Regions from separate parts of the Homo sapiens genome. Here region 2 is linked to region 1. A link is a contact called in ENCODE Hi-C or POLR2A ChIA-PET data. All regions are on one chromosome and are shown on one strand. The core of a region is the stretch at or near the end of the contact, and the rest is flanking DNA. Distances in the headings are between cores, read along the strand shown.

Region 1 (7,381 bases), core at 3,409-5,908:
CTTGAGGGCTGGGATGGGTCTTCACATTTAAAAAATCTCCATGGTTTAGCACAGTGCCAGGCAGATATAAAAAAACAAACTGAAGGAAATACACCAAAAAGATGAGATAATAGATGACAATAAAAATGTATTCTTCATACTTTTTCATATTTTCCGTTATTATTATTATTATTATTATTTGAGACAGAGTCTCACTCTTGTCACTGAGGCTAGAGTGCAGTGGCACAATCTTGGCTCACTGCAACCCCTGCCTCCCAGGTTCGAGCAATTCTCCCGCCTCAGCCTCCCGAGTAGCTGGGATTACAGGCACCCACTATCATGCCCAGCTAATTTTTGTATTTTTGTAGAGATGAGGTGTCACCATGTTGGCCAGGCTGGTCCTGAACTCCTGACCTCAGGTGATCCACCCGCCTTGGCCTCCCAAAGTGCTGGGATTACAGGTGTGAGCCACTGCACTTGGCCCATTATTTTATTTTATTTTTAATCATAAATAGTATTACTTAGAGAATGATAAAAACAAAAACAGTAAGTGGTATTTTTTTCGAACACTCAGGATCGGAGAGGATCTGAGAAGCATGCTGTACATGTTTCCACCCCAAGGCCAATGTAGCATCCTTGCCTTAGCTTCCAATGTGCAAGAACAGCTGGCTATTCCTAGGGCTTTCCCACAAGCCCCAGACACACTGTTGTGAGGGGCGGCCACGTGGGTGTCACAGCTGGGAACTGGTTCTACTGTGGCCTGTCCCTTTTCAGGGATTGATTTGGGCTGTGTTACGGTAATCAAGCACAAACCAACAGTTATGTGGGATGTCTTATATATACCAAATACCCCTGCAGCTGGAACGCACTCAATTATCTTGACTGCCTTGGGGCTGAGCTGAGTGATGCAGCCAGGCCCTGTGCTAGGTGCGAAAGTGACTCAAAGGAGCCAGGCTGTGTGTTTCATGCTGTTTAGCAGTTTGCAAGCTAGTTGGGCTAATAATATGTGTGCATTCAAAGCTAACCAATATCAGAAGGCAGTATTTAAGCTTCAAATGAGTTTCTAGGAGGTAGAGAGGGTAGGAGGGCTGTGTAAGAAGGTGGTGTTTTGAGATGGGACTTGACCCAGGGTCTCCAATGGTGGCGAAGAGGAGGCAGGCCTTCCAGGGAAGGAAACAGCTTGCAGAAAAGCCTAGCAGTGGGAGTAAGTTTGGCTTGTGTATTTCATTTAGGGGTGGTGGGGAACTGAGTGATGGATGGGGACAGAGAAGAAAATGTGCAGCCGCGAATGGGAAAGTGATGGAGACGTGGGTATAGGCCAGGTCTGGGAAGGTTGTGAGAGCAGGACAAAGGTGGAGCCATGAACTGGAAGGTGGTATGGGCCCTTGTGTGGCTCTCAGGGGAGGAGGTGCTCTAATGTAACCACTCTGGGCCACAGATTCTTCCCATATGTGGAAATGTGGTATGAACCCTGTTAAGAACATGGGCCATGGGTGAGATGCTTGTGTTTGATTCCTGGCTCCACATCGTATCACCTGTTTGAGACTCAATTTCCTTATCTGCAAAATGGTGATAATGAAGCCCCTTCTCATAAAATTGTTCTGAGGATAAAGGAGATAATCCATATAAAGTGTTTAGCATAATGTCTGGCACATTGCATGTGTCTAATAAATCGCTGTTTTATGCAAATGAATATTAGTACTTATTTCATCAGTATGGTAAAAATGGTAGTAAATCTAGAAAAACCAAATATCAAAATAACTGGAAATTATTCTATTAAGAGAATGAACTTGAGAATGCTTCAGGGAGATCTTTGTTGGAAAGTCCCACTCCAATTCTACAATTTGGCTCCATTTACTGTGGCTTAGCTTTTGTGAAATATTTATGTTGGCAGGTTACTCAACTATAATTTTTGTTCGTTATCCCTCTAAGCTTGGTGAGGAAGATTAGTCTGTTTATCTTATATTGCAGAAGACACATGTAGATATAAATGCACTGCCATTTAGTTACAACATCTCTTCCATTAGCATTTACCGTGGTTGTCAGCCAAACTTCTATGGGGTGGAGGGGAAGAGAAGGGGACAAAGGGGTCCGTGAGTGACGGTGGTTGGGCAATTTTATACTGTGAAGAAGAAGGTGGTGGAAAATTTGGAGGCACCAGGGTGGTTTCTGCTTTGCCAGACTTAAGACTCAGCCTTGGAAGTCCTTGCAGAAGATTAGGAATGACCAAAATTGCTAAAACAAGACTGGCAAAGCAAACCAAATACCTCATACTCTTTAAAATATTAGTCATTCCTTCGGATGCTATAGTTTAAATTCTCCCTAATTAAAATTAACAACCTTTGGGGGACATTTGAGTGCCATTATCAGTGGACTTCTTAGTGGAGAATTATTTTCCAAGCCAAAGGACAACACCCCCAAACTTGGCTGCTACTTGACATTCCTGTGTGCCGGACTTACGTGAGTCTTTTTAACTAATGACAATGGTGAGCTGAGAAGGTCCTCCAGGGGATATGACTCACAGTGACTCAGGTGCACCAGAGCCTTGATCTAGCCCTATTGTTTTTCGTCAATAGGCCTTTGCCATGATCCAGCTGGAATATCAGTGGAATTGAGCTGGTCATGATAGAAAGAGAGGCCATTCAATGCCAATGCTCTTGTGAGATGCCTGGTAGTGCCGGTTACCTCTGCAGTGGCTGGCCCTGGTCTATGTGTGCTGTCTAACCACATAGATGATGGTGGCAGTGCCTAATGGTCCAGGCAGATGGGGGCCTGAATGAGCAGAGGGAAGGCATCAAACACATCTCAGGGCACAGCCTTGACAACATCAGATGCCTCCTAGGTTCTTCTCATACATAATAATGAAACTTTTCCACAGCCCTGCAAAGCACTGGTTGCTGTTTCACATGGGACAAATGCCTGTGTTGACCCTCAATTCCAGCCCACGGAGCTGACCTCCTGTGTCTTCTTCACTACCCCTCTATAGGGCTTTTTACTCCCATTTGAGAAAAGAATGATGCCTCCATTTAGAAGGAAACATACTGCACCCCAGGCTGGGCCTTTTGTATTTGGCTCAAGAGCTGTGCAGTGTTTGTTTTTTCCCTGCCACACATCCATTTCCCCTTCCTTTAGAAGCAGCATTCTAGTTTTCCTTGGGGTCAGCATCCCTTCCTCAGCCTTAGCCAATGTGTGGGCCAGATAGAGCTGACCCCACCCTCTGGAGTACTGGCATATGTGTGTGACCTAGGTCCGGCCAGTTGGCATCATAGTGCTTGTTTCAGAGATGGACACATATAAGTCAAGCTGGACCGATGGGTATTAGCTCTGGGGTTTTTTATGTAACTATTGACAAAGAGGTGCTTGCTTTCCTCTGGGGCTGCTAACTTGGTAGGGTATAAAGTTGGAGCTGCTGGTAGATTATCTACATGAATAAATAAGAAGAGCTTGCCCAGAGAATAAAGTAAAACCAAGAGGCAGAGGGAGAGAGACATGTTCCTGAAGACAGTGTTTGAGCACCTGGGTACCTGAATGTGGATCGTTTAAAAAATTACACAAGCCAAATTAATAAGCTTTTTTGTCTGAACCATTTTGAGCTGGTGTTTTTGTCACTTACAGCCTAAATAATTTTGGATAATAAAAAGTTCATCAAAAAGGTGTACAATTAAATTTAGGAACTTTGAGGTTGCAGTGCTGTGATCCCACCACTGCACTCCAGCCTGGGTGACAGAGCAAGACACAGTCTCAAAAAAATTTTTTTAAAGGAACTTGTATTTTCCTGAGGACTGTGCCTTCACATATTGTCTGTGGTACTAGCAGTCTACCACCTACCCAGGGACCACAGAAATCTTGGGTGGCAGAAACGGGCAGTACTTTTACATCTCCGATACCTGTGGCTTTTGGCCACCTCGATTTTAGAGAAGAGAGTCATAGGTAATGTTTAGTTGAAGAACTTTCCTCAACCAATATTTTCCAGATAACTTATATTTTTCTTACTTGTTTTCTGTAATATTGAAAAAGTGTCCAGGCAAATACTGACCCTCTGGGCTATATAGAAAAGGTATAGAAATCATTCACTGGAATGTAAAGTTGAGTGTATTCTGAGCTTTAATGGATCTGAAACATTTCAGGAGAATATCACGAAGTTCTGGAATCATCATTTCAGCATAGGACCTTAGAGTCCTGTTCTGGTTGAACCTCTTTATCCCAGAGGAGAAAAGATTCAGAGAGACAAAGAAGTTTCGCTTAAGGCTCATGGTGAATATAGTTGCAGACAATCAGTACAAATGAAGAGGAGAGAGGGTCCTGCTGAATACCTCATAAAGACCAGAAACTAGACCCTTTGCTTACTGTATTATAACTCTTTGAACAGATTCCCAGCTGAAACCATCAGAAGAGATGATTGGACTCACTGCTGAAACATCCAGCAGTGTGGCCTAGCTTCAGGTAAAGATGGATCCAGGAGTTTGGAATCAAATCCTAAAGACAAAGTCTCTTTTTTTTCTCTGTGTTAATTGTGCTGCTTTCCTTTGTGTTGGTTTTAATTCCCCAGCAGGTTCTGTCCACATGGTAGCTTCTGGCAGCTGTTAAGATTTTGTGCTACCAGATTAGTAATTCCAGTTGATGAACAGCTTATATTTCCCAATAGTTCCAGCAGAATCTCAGGAGTCATGTTTGTGGGCTCCAAAAGGGTAACTCCTGAATCAGTCAGTATGACCAGGGGTTTGCTGTCAGCATCATGGGCCAACTCAAATCAGCTGAGTGGAGACTGAGAGTAGGGGAGGGGTGGGCAAGGTGAACATGCTGTTACCTGGAGGAGGAATCATTGCCAGAAACACTAGAGGGCCACTACTCTTACGATGGGCAAGGAGGAGGTGGGGTGGGGGAGGGCCAGAGATTTTCTTTCAGGAGCTAAATCCCAGGGCTTAGTAATGGTATTTGGCCTTAAGCCTGCAAATGGCACTTTCATCCAGCAATATAAGCCCTGAAGTTTTTCTCAGCTGCAGAGAAGAGGTTTCCAGGAGGGTGTCAGTTTGGCCCTTGCTGGTGGCCTGGCCTCTGCTAAACATCTCGGCCGTGCTCCTCCATTTTCTGGCCGTGATAAGGCACCCCGCCAAGCATATCTCAGACAAATATCTGTATTGTTTGTGGTGTGATTGTGACTTCCTGTCTTCCAATTTAGTTTTCTGCCTTACTTTTCACTGTCTGGGTCATTTGATACTACATCTGGCACTTCCTGTTTTTTAAGACTCTGACTCTAGTCATCTGACTGTAGAAAACAGAGGTCAACTTCTTCATAAGTGATGCCAGCTTTAGTCACTTGTTTTGGTATACTAGTTGAGATTTGCGTAAGGAAAATTGTCAGGTGTCTGCTGGTTTTCTTAGCCTCAGACACTTCCCTATTTATAAGTTTTTGTTTTTCAGACATTGGGACTTTCTCCCCCTTGTGTGGATGTGGTGGGAGTGGGTGATCTCTGCCCTGTCCCTACAAATAATTCAACGGTGGTTCTCTCTCTCTTAAGGAGAACTACCAGTCCCGTAGATGCAGCTCTAGAATGAGGGTGCTTTGGGCATAACAGGCTCAGCCATCCTTCTGGTGTCTCGCCCTGTCTCCTTTCCCATCCTTGGGTTCACTTCTCTCCCTTTTTCTCTTCACTTCAAAAGTGGTTAGCTCCAGTTAAATACCTGGAGTTGGGACAGCAGAAAAGCTGCTAAATGCAGATTTGCTTTTTCTCACTAAAGAAAGAGGAACATTTTAGTCACTAATTTTCACTTCATTTAACCTTTCTTTCCACAGAATGGCCTGACTTTTGCTGGAAGGGGACAAAGCCCTAAGACATTTATATCCATGAGTAGAACATTTATGATATCACTTACACAGCTTCCTGGCCTGAGCTTTTCCAGACTTAGCTTATATTTTAGTCAAAGTAGAGGGATGGATTTAAGGAATTGTCTAAGATAAGTGAGAAGAGAGGACATTTGTCCTACCTAAAGGCAATGGCAGCTTGTGGGTGTGGCGGGGGGAATCTATAAAAAACATCGAAACAGGCTGGGCATGGTAGCTCACGCCTGTAATCTGAGCACTTTGGGAGGCCAAGGTGGGCGGATCACCTGAGGTCAGGATTTTAAGACCAGCTTGGCCAACATGGTGAAACCCCATCTCTACTATACAAAAATTGGCCAGGCATGGTGGTGGGTGCCTGTAATCCCAGCTACTCGGGAGGCTGAGACAGGAGAATGGCGTGAACCCCGGAGGCAGAGGTTGCAGTGAGCTGAGATCGCTCCACTGCACTCCAGCCTGGGCGACAGAGCGAGACTCTGTCTCAAAAAAAAAAAAAAAGAAACAAACACTTGAGGCTTGACATTCTGCTCCTTCTCCATGTGAGGTCTTCACTGAGCAAAAGCAATGGTTAGCTGTGGCAGCTGTGAAGAATCAGAGCATGGCTGTGGGTATGTTCCACCAGCATCTCCAAGGCTGTAGCTGGACTTCACAAAGGCTCAGTTTCCAGATGAGCTGCCTCTGACTGCCCTACTTCCCAGGGGCATGGGAGGTGAAGGCCAAATCTCCTCTCCTCTTCTCTCCTACTTTCACCTCAAGCAGTGGGACCACTGGAGCTGTGGAAATGTCTAGGCCTCCAGTGTTTCTGCCAATAGGGTCACAAGAGCAAGGAAAATCTCTTGTCTCTGAATTCTCCCTTCACTTGTCTTACCTGGGTGATGATGGAGGGGCATGTTGGAAGTCTGTCTGGCTAATTGTGTAAGAGTGTGTGTGTGTGTGCACGTGCACACACATACATGTGAGACACACATGCTCAGCAACATCCCAGCTCAGGCCTTCATATTCCTCAGTTAGAACTACAGAATTAAGTGCTTACCTTACCCATTGAAAGAGAGGCAATACTGCTCAGTGTCATGACTTAAAACAAGGGAAAAACCAACCAAATCCCAAACCAAACAAAAACTCCCTTGTTTTGTTGTAATGCTTTAAATGACCTCATTTCTTCTCCAAAGCCACCTCATGAGGTTGGAAGGACAGGCATCATGGATGGATGGGAGGTTTTAGATGGGGAGAGGGAAGGAACCCACCTGTCAGTGGGCTTCCACATCCAGCGTCAGTTTAGAAGGCCTGCATTTCATTTTTAGTTGACAAAAGAAACCAAACTGGCCAGGCGCGGTGGCTCACACCTGTAATCCCAGCACTTTGGGAGGCTGAGGTGGGTGGATCATGAGGTCAGGAGATTGAGACCATCCTGGCTAACACGGTAAAACCCTGTCTCTACTAAAAATACAAAAAAAAAAAAAATTAGTCAGGCTTGGTGGCGGGCACCTGTAGTCCCAGCTACTCAGGAGGCTGAGGCAGGAGAATCGTGTGAACCTGGGATGTGGAGCTTGCAGTGAGCTGAGA
Region 2 (7,381 bases), core at 3,658-6,157, 210 kb before region 1:
AAAGAACCTTTTGTTGTCTTCAAGTCCTGCTGTACAATGGTGAAAAATGCAGGAAGATAGAAAAGAAATCGCATATGTGCTCCTCATATCATTTTAATAAGTATAGGTGATCAAGGTAGAAATGTCTTTATGACTGATCTTTTACTGGTCCTTCTTATGCTTCGGCTCAATCAACACATAATGCTCTCTGATGTCCATGGCTGGTTAGCTCATTTGGTTAGCTAATGAGGTCAAGGTCAGAGGTCAGCATGGGTCAGCAAGCTTTTCTCCTTTCTGTGGCCAGATTGCACTCTTAACCTCAGCCATCTTGCAAAAGTGAACATTTGGTCATAGGAAGCCTGGGTCAAGAGAATGTGGATGGAGGAGTCCCAAAATTACCACAAATGCAAGCCTCATTGATCACAGGTGTCTGTTGGCATTTTCTTACACTAATGATAGCATGCTACATTTCATTGTTCTCTGTCACTGGAGTACTAGTGCCATTTTTGACCGATGTAGCCAATGATTTCTATAGTTTTTTCCCCAGAAAGGAAAATGCCATTTCAAAATAATCAAACCACTTTTGAACATTATCTCTGATAGAGGGGGTGTTGTAGAGTAGAGCAGTCTATTTCTGGTAATAATGTAAAAATCACTTGGGGGTCTTTTTACAAGGCAGATTCTGCTGCAATAGGCCTGGGTAGGGCTAGAGATTCTGTGTTTCAACCAACTCCCAGATGATGCTGTTGCTGCTGATCCACGGACCACAATCAGAAGAACATGCAACTAAACAGACAATAGTAAATCAAAGCTAAGTCAAGATTTTAGTACAACATATACCAAACCAAGGCATAGTGAATGTGACCACGGGTACCACTTGGTGGAACTGTTTATTGTTGAGGACAACTCATTGTTTATAGATAAGCTCTCCCCAAACAATGTTTCTTTTCAGTCTTTTTTTTTTTTTAAGTGGCATCCTGTTTTCCTGGGAGGGGAAGCATAAGGAAGAATTCAATATACTTGCATTTCAGAATATATTAGCTCCAGCTCTTTGAGCATTATACACACACGCACACACATATATATATATAATGCTCATATATGAGCATTATATATATATATGTAATGCTCATATATATATGTAATGCTCAAAGAGCTAGAGTTAATTCCATGTTATGCAACATAAAATGTCTTTGAAACACACACAAAGCCTTTGTTTTATGGAGATTATTTTAGCTTTATCTTCCGCTTATTTCACTGTATGTGACAAGTGTGGTAAAAATCTTTTGTGTCTTGTGTATTTATTTTTTTGGTAACAAAAGGAGACAGCGCCTTTTCCCACTGCTCAGAAGAGGCCTATTCTCCTGCTGACATGTCTGCGTCACTCCTATTGATGCTATGATGATCATGAGCATGAAGTTGCCAAAGAAACTGCTTCTCTGAGGAAATTTCCATGAGTGTGAAATCATGGGAATCAAAATTGATGGGAAAGTCCCTCCGAGAGTGTGAAAATTGCCAGGATTCTTATAGGAAAAGAGCTTATGATCATCTCCTTCACCATTTAGTCAGATGCATTTCTATTGCCTTTGGAGAAAATTGCCAAGCTCTGTTCAGTGCAAAATGCTTCATTTTTCTTCAAGTACTTTGGGTGGATATATGTTTGTAAAATTCGGATTTTCATAGTTTATTTAGTCCAGCCCCAGCATTCGACAGGCAAGGACACCCAAGAACAGAGGAATGAAATGACCTTAAGGTGTGACCTACAAGTTACAGCCAGAACCAGGATACAAACCAAAGTCTTCTGCTTCTTTCTATTGTACCTCCATGCCTTGCACCCAGGGCAGAAGCTGAAAGCACATCAATTTGAAGAAAAGTTTAGGATTGGCACATATCTTTGTTCCTCAATTTATTTAAGCAATTAATAAATACTCAATTAGCTACTATTGTGTGCCTAGCACTGTTTTGCATAACATAAAGTAATTTAATATTTATTCATTAGTTCAGTTTTTCTGCTGGTAAGCTACTCAGAGATGAGTTAGGCGCTTTAGCTGTTTATTATAACAAACTTCTGCATGTTTAAAACCTCCACCACTTTTACTCTTCTGTCTCATCCCCCTCACAAATCAGTGGCTAAGATTCTTTCCCAAGTGCCTCTTACATCACTTCTTTCCTTTCTTCATCTGCTTGTCTTGAAGGAAGGCCTTATTACCCAACTGCCACTCTGTGGTTGAGGCTTGGAGTCCCTCCTCCCAGGGATCCCCTATAGCCCTGACATTCTTTTCTCTTTTCCCTCAAAGCATTCTGTTTTTGCTGCCCTGAGTTTGCTAGATAACTGAAACTAGTTTACTATGATTCCCTTAGTTTCCTTCCTATACTTTTTGATCTAGACTCTTCCAATCATCTCCTAATTAGTGCTCTTGATCACAGCTTTTCTTCCTCCTATTTGTCCTACACATACCTGCTAAATCTATGTTTCTACAATGTGGTCATTTGCAGACATGGCCCATCTTGCCTGGAACTGCACCTGAAACACCACAGCGGTTAATAAGTGTCTTCCTCTTCTTTTTCCTTCTATCCTACATATACCAAAGCTGGGGGAAGAAGTCTGTAGTGATTCAGTTTCCATATACGTAAATTGGGGGTAATAATAATACTAATAATTTCTTAGGGTTGTTGTGAAAGTTTAGCTATTATTATTAATGAGAAAATGCCAAGCTATGAAGTAAATTTTATTTTCTTCTAATATTTGGTATCATTTCATGTATGCTAGTTTTAGTTATTTTTTAACCAAAAGGTAAATATCTTGAGGAGAAGACAATGTGTTGCCTGTTGGGCTTCCCTTTGAAGCCCAGCAATTGCCTAGTATGGGGCTGTGATCTCAGTGGGTATCAGGAGTGTTGTTCATCTGGGTTGTGCTCATGCTGGCTACCAGCCAGGGTCCAGGCCCCTCCGTAAGGCATCTGTTCTGATAGGTCAGTGCTTGTGCCACGTTGGTTGACAAATACTTGCACATCACCCCTGCTTGACTGAATTTATGGTAACTGGAGTTTAGCCTTGACCAACTGAAAAAGTTAAAATAGAGGAAACGTATACAGGCTTTGACTTTCTCCCTGCCACCCTCATAATATGAATTGTGTATTAAGAATAAGTTACAATGTATGGTTTGAATCCCTCTCATGGCCTACCTTACTTCATTGTGACTAGGTGTTTTTTTTTTTTTACAGTCTTGCTCTGTTACCCAGGCTGGAGTGCAGTGGCATGATCTCGGTTCACTGCAACCTCTGCCTCCCGGGTTCAAGCAATTCTCCCACCTCCGCCTCCAAGTAGCTGGGATTACAGCCGCCCACCATCACGCCTGGCTAATTTTTGTATTTTTAGTAGTGACAGGGTTTTGCCATGTTGGCCAGATTGATCTCGAACTCCTGACTTTAGGTGATCCACCTGCCTCAGCCTCCCAAAGTGCTGGAATTACAGGTGTGAGCCACCATGCCCAGCCTTATGCCTAGGTTTTAACAGAATATTACACAGAGGGTAGAGGGAATAATCGGAGAAACACAAAGAGATGGCAGAAGGCTGCAGGAGCAAGGTAGACCTGGATTCCCACACTGGTTGTAGCCAGCATGCACTCCTGCTCCGGCCTGCGGATGGCGCTGTGAGTGGAGCCCACACTTGGGGACCCCAGCTGAGGAGGCATTTCACAATGGTAATAGTATTTATTTATTTTTTTAGAGAAGGTCTTATTCTGTCACCTAGGCTAGAGTGCATGATCACGGCTCACTGCAGAGATCAAGGCTCACTGCAGCCTCAAACTCCTGGGCTCAAGCCATCCTCCCGCCTCAGCCTCTATAGTGGCTGGGACTACAGGCTCAGGCCACCATAACTGGCTAATTTTATTTTTATTTTTTGTAGACACAGGGGTCTCACTTTGTTGCCCAGGCTGGTCTCGAACTCCTAGACTCAAGCAATCTTCCCACCTGGGCCTCTCAAAGTGCTGGGATTACAGGCATGAGCCACCATGTAAAGCCTGGTATTGGTATTTAAAAAGCCAGATAGCATATTGTTATCGTCACGCATTCCTCCCTCATTAAGTAAGGATTTCTATCAAATAGCTGATGTAAGAACACTCTTTGTCCATGTTACACTGTTGAAGAAAAATAAACTCATACCTTGGGATGTTTTTCCTTTGAGAGGAGACCCCTTCCAGCTTTTACATTAGGAGAAATTGCTTCTTAGTGTGATTTGAAATCTCTTTTCCCACTTCACCACTGAATTTCCCGGAATCCAAACATGATGCTGAACACAAGGATATGGGGTAGAGGGTGGTGAGTTACATGTAACTCTCTTCAGCGTTTGGGGAATCCCAAAGACTTTGTGCTGCCTCCGCCCTCTGAGTTTTGGGAGTTTGGCAGACACCTTAGAAAACCTCCCTTCAGCCCTCAGGTTTGAGTTCCCTAGCAACGGCAGCCTTAGAAACTTGAGAGAGAGGGATGGGTGTTGGGGGGATGGTTGAGAAAGAGATAAGAAGAGATGACTGAATAGGCCTGGGATTTTACGCGCAGTGCTTAATTGAGAGTGAGGGGAGCGGGTGGGAAGGACTGCTCAAGCCCGCCGCCAGTGATCTCATACCAACCAAAAGGCAAGCGAGGGCCTGGCTGCCAGCTGAAAGGAACAAAGGCGGTAGGTGGGTGGAAGTGGCGGAGGGAGGCAGACAACTCGTAAAGGCTGGCGAGGCCCAGAGTTCTGGCCCTGGGAGGAAACGCATCCCAGCCTACAAAGGCTCCGGCCCGAAGAATGGCCTGGCGTGTAATTCAATGCAGGCCCAGTGACCACACTGGAGTTGTAGCCTTTTGTATTAGCGACAACAATGGAGGGGGAGAAATCAGGCCACAGGCTCGCGGTGCAGACTGGCTGGTGCGGATGTCTTGGCCCTGGCGGCAACGTGAGCTGCCTGTCAGGCCGTTGCCCGGCAACTGGACGCCGCCCGATCGCGCCTGCAGAGCGCACTGAAAGCCGCCGCAGCCGGGTTGAAAGGCATAGCCGCGTGGTTCACAGGCCGGTCCCGGGGAACAGGAAACAAAGGACAGGGAGCTGAGGCAGGGATTGCGTGGGATCAGGAGAAGGCCTCACACCGTGCGAGGGGGGACATTGGGAACCCCCTTTTCTCAAGGCCCTGAATTGGTGCTCTATCTTAGCCCAGCGCGTGAACTGCTTGAACAAATACAGCTCTTCCTCCATCTTCAAGTTCGCACAGCATTCCTAGCCCAGATGTTGTATTCCATTGTCTGCCTATTGTGTGAAAGACATAAATAACCCCAGACAAACAACAAAAACAAACCTTGTTTAAGTGTCCAGCTGAAATTCATTTGTGAGTCAGGAAAATTTTCCAAAGTAGAACCTACCATGCACCTGGTGGATAAATAGATGGAGGCTCACCATACGAAAATACATTTGTTAAATGTAGTGTGGTTCCTGGATTGCATCGTGAAATTGGAAACATTGGTGCTATAAAGCCTGTCCTTTGGTTAATAGTAATGTAACAACATTAATTTCTTAGTTTAGACCCCGAGTCAGCAAGCTTTTTCTGTAAAGGAGCAGAGGAGATACTCTGGGGCTTGTGGTCCAGATGGTCTGTGTGCCACTACTCAACTCGGTCACTGTAGAGCTAAAGCAACCAGACAAATATATAAAGGAATGAGCATGGCTCTATTTTAGTAAAAGTTTATTTTTAAATTTATCATTATTATTTTTTTGAGACAGAGTCTTGCTCTGTTGCCCAGCCTGTTGCCCAGGCTGGAGTGCAATGGCAGAGCTCACTGCAGTCTTGAACTCCTGGGTGCCAGCAATCCTCCTGCCTCAGCCTCCAAAATAGGTAGGACTACAGGCACACTTCACTGCCTGGCTAATTAAAAAAATTTTTTTTTTGGTAAAGATAGAGTCTCACTATGTTGCCCAGGCTGGTCTCAAACTCCTGGCCTCAAGTGATCCTCCTGCCTCAGCCTCCCAAAGTGATGGGATTACAGGTGTGAACCAACTTGTTTGGCTAAAATTTTATTTATGAGCACTGAAATTTCAGTTTCATATAAATTTTACATGCCATGAAGTATTAGTCTTCTTTTGATTGTTTAACCATTAAACATTTAATACTCTTTGCTCTCAGGCCCTACAAAAACAGACAGTGGGCTGGATTTGGCCTACAGGCTGCTACAGTTTGTTATTCCCTGGTTTGAACAAATGAACCAAAGTTATGTTAAATGTTAACATTAGGAGAAATTGATGAAGGGTATACAAAAACTCTCTGTACTCTCCTTGCAACTTCCTGTTCATCTAAGGTTATTCCAAAATAAAAAGCTGGTTTTAAAAAAGTATTTAATTGGAAAGCTTTTTAGATGGAATGTTTAGAAAGAGATTTGTTGTTGGGGGAGTAAATCAGGATTTGGGGTGTGTGTGTGTGTGTGTGTGTGTTTTGGAGACATGAAGGAATGTTTTTCTTGTTATTTGTTGACATATGGTACTAAGACCTCCCAAAATGAAACTCCTTGCTACACCACTGTATTGGTAATCAAGCCATTAACATCAAACAGCCTGAAAACAAAATAGCATTCCAATTACACAGAACTCTTTGACCCTGAGGGTTAGGCGAACAGTTTCAGCTCACAATGAACCAGGATGGGAACACTGGAACAAAGAATTAAACTTTTTGCTCCAATAGGAAACTAGAAAATTGTCGGCCAGCTTATTTTTAACTGCACGTGCGCGCGCGCACACACACACACACACAGACACACACAAACACACACAAACACACACACACACACACACACACTTCCGGCTAACATCTATGCCAAACAGCATACACAAGACTTTGATTTACAAACCAGGATCTATATTCTTTTCCAGATTTTACTAGTTGTGTGAATACAAACTTTCCTTTATGTTTGTCCAAAAATAGTATGATATGAGACCTACTCCTTGCTTTCCTTCAAATTGAGCTCTTAAACATTATATCTTAGGCTGGGCACTACCAGTTATTAAGAACGGATGATGATTAAGATCTAGAGACCTGCTATACAATTTAGTAACTATAGCTAACAACACTATATTGTGCACTTTAAAATATGTTAATAGGACAGATCTCATTGCAAGTGTTCTTACAAAATAATAATAATAACAAATAAACACAAGGAAATTTTTGGAGATGATGGAAATATTACATGCTTTGGTTTTGATGATAATATCATGGGTATACGCATATGTCCAAACTCATCAAGATGTATACATTCAATGTGTGCACACTTCGGTGTATCAATTATACTTCAATAAAGCTAAAACAAAAAAAGGATGCTGAGACAGTACACGGGGGCGCTTAAAGCGCTCCTACTTCCCGACTGCAGTACTAGGAGGG

Evidence for each region. A loop is a pair of places that touch in the nucleus more often than their neighbours do. ChIA-PET counts read pairs that join two places held with the same protein, here RNA polymerase II (POLR2A). Pooled maps may share reads with other maps.
Region 2: a pooled map shows a loop between it and region 1 (2.1-fold over the local background). The contact joins two enhancer-like sites. A Hi-C loop is called at or near these places in 2 of 168 maps with a recorded cell type or tissue (endothelial cell of umbilical vein and gastrocnemius medialis) and 3 of 50 pooled maps. POLR2A ChIA-PET finds 5 or more read pairs at or near these places in 1 of 52 experiments (GM12878).

The regions. Positions count from the first base shown.
Region 1 is chr2:136,233,738-136,241,118 of GRCh38, forward strand. No RefSeq gene overlaps it. Among named protein-coding and RNA genes, the nearest start is that of CXCR4, 120 kb to the left of the region's middle. RefSeq lists enhancers at 2,003-3,202, 2,299-2,799, 5,432-5,501. Within about 2 kb of position 4,659, at least 17 of the 41 ENCODE cell types and tissues checked have a DNase peak (open chromatin) inside an H3K27ac peak, as active enhancers do.
Region 2 is chr2:136,020,769-136,028,149 of GRCh38, forward strand. No RefSeq gene overlaps it. Among named protein-coding and RNA genes, the nearest start is that of DARS1, 39 kb to the left of the region's middle. Within about 2 kb of position 4,908, at least 3 of the 41 ENCODE cell types and tissues checked have a DNase peak (open chromatin) inside an H3K27ac peak, as active enhancers do.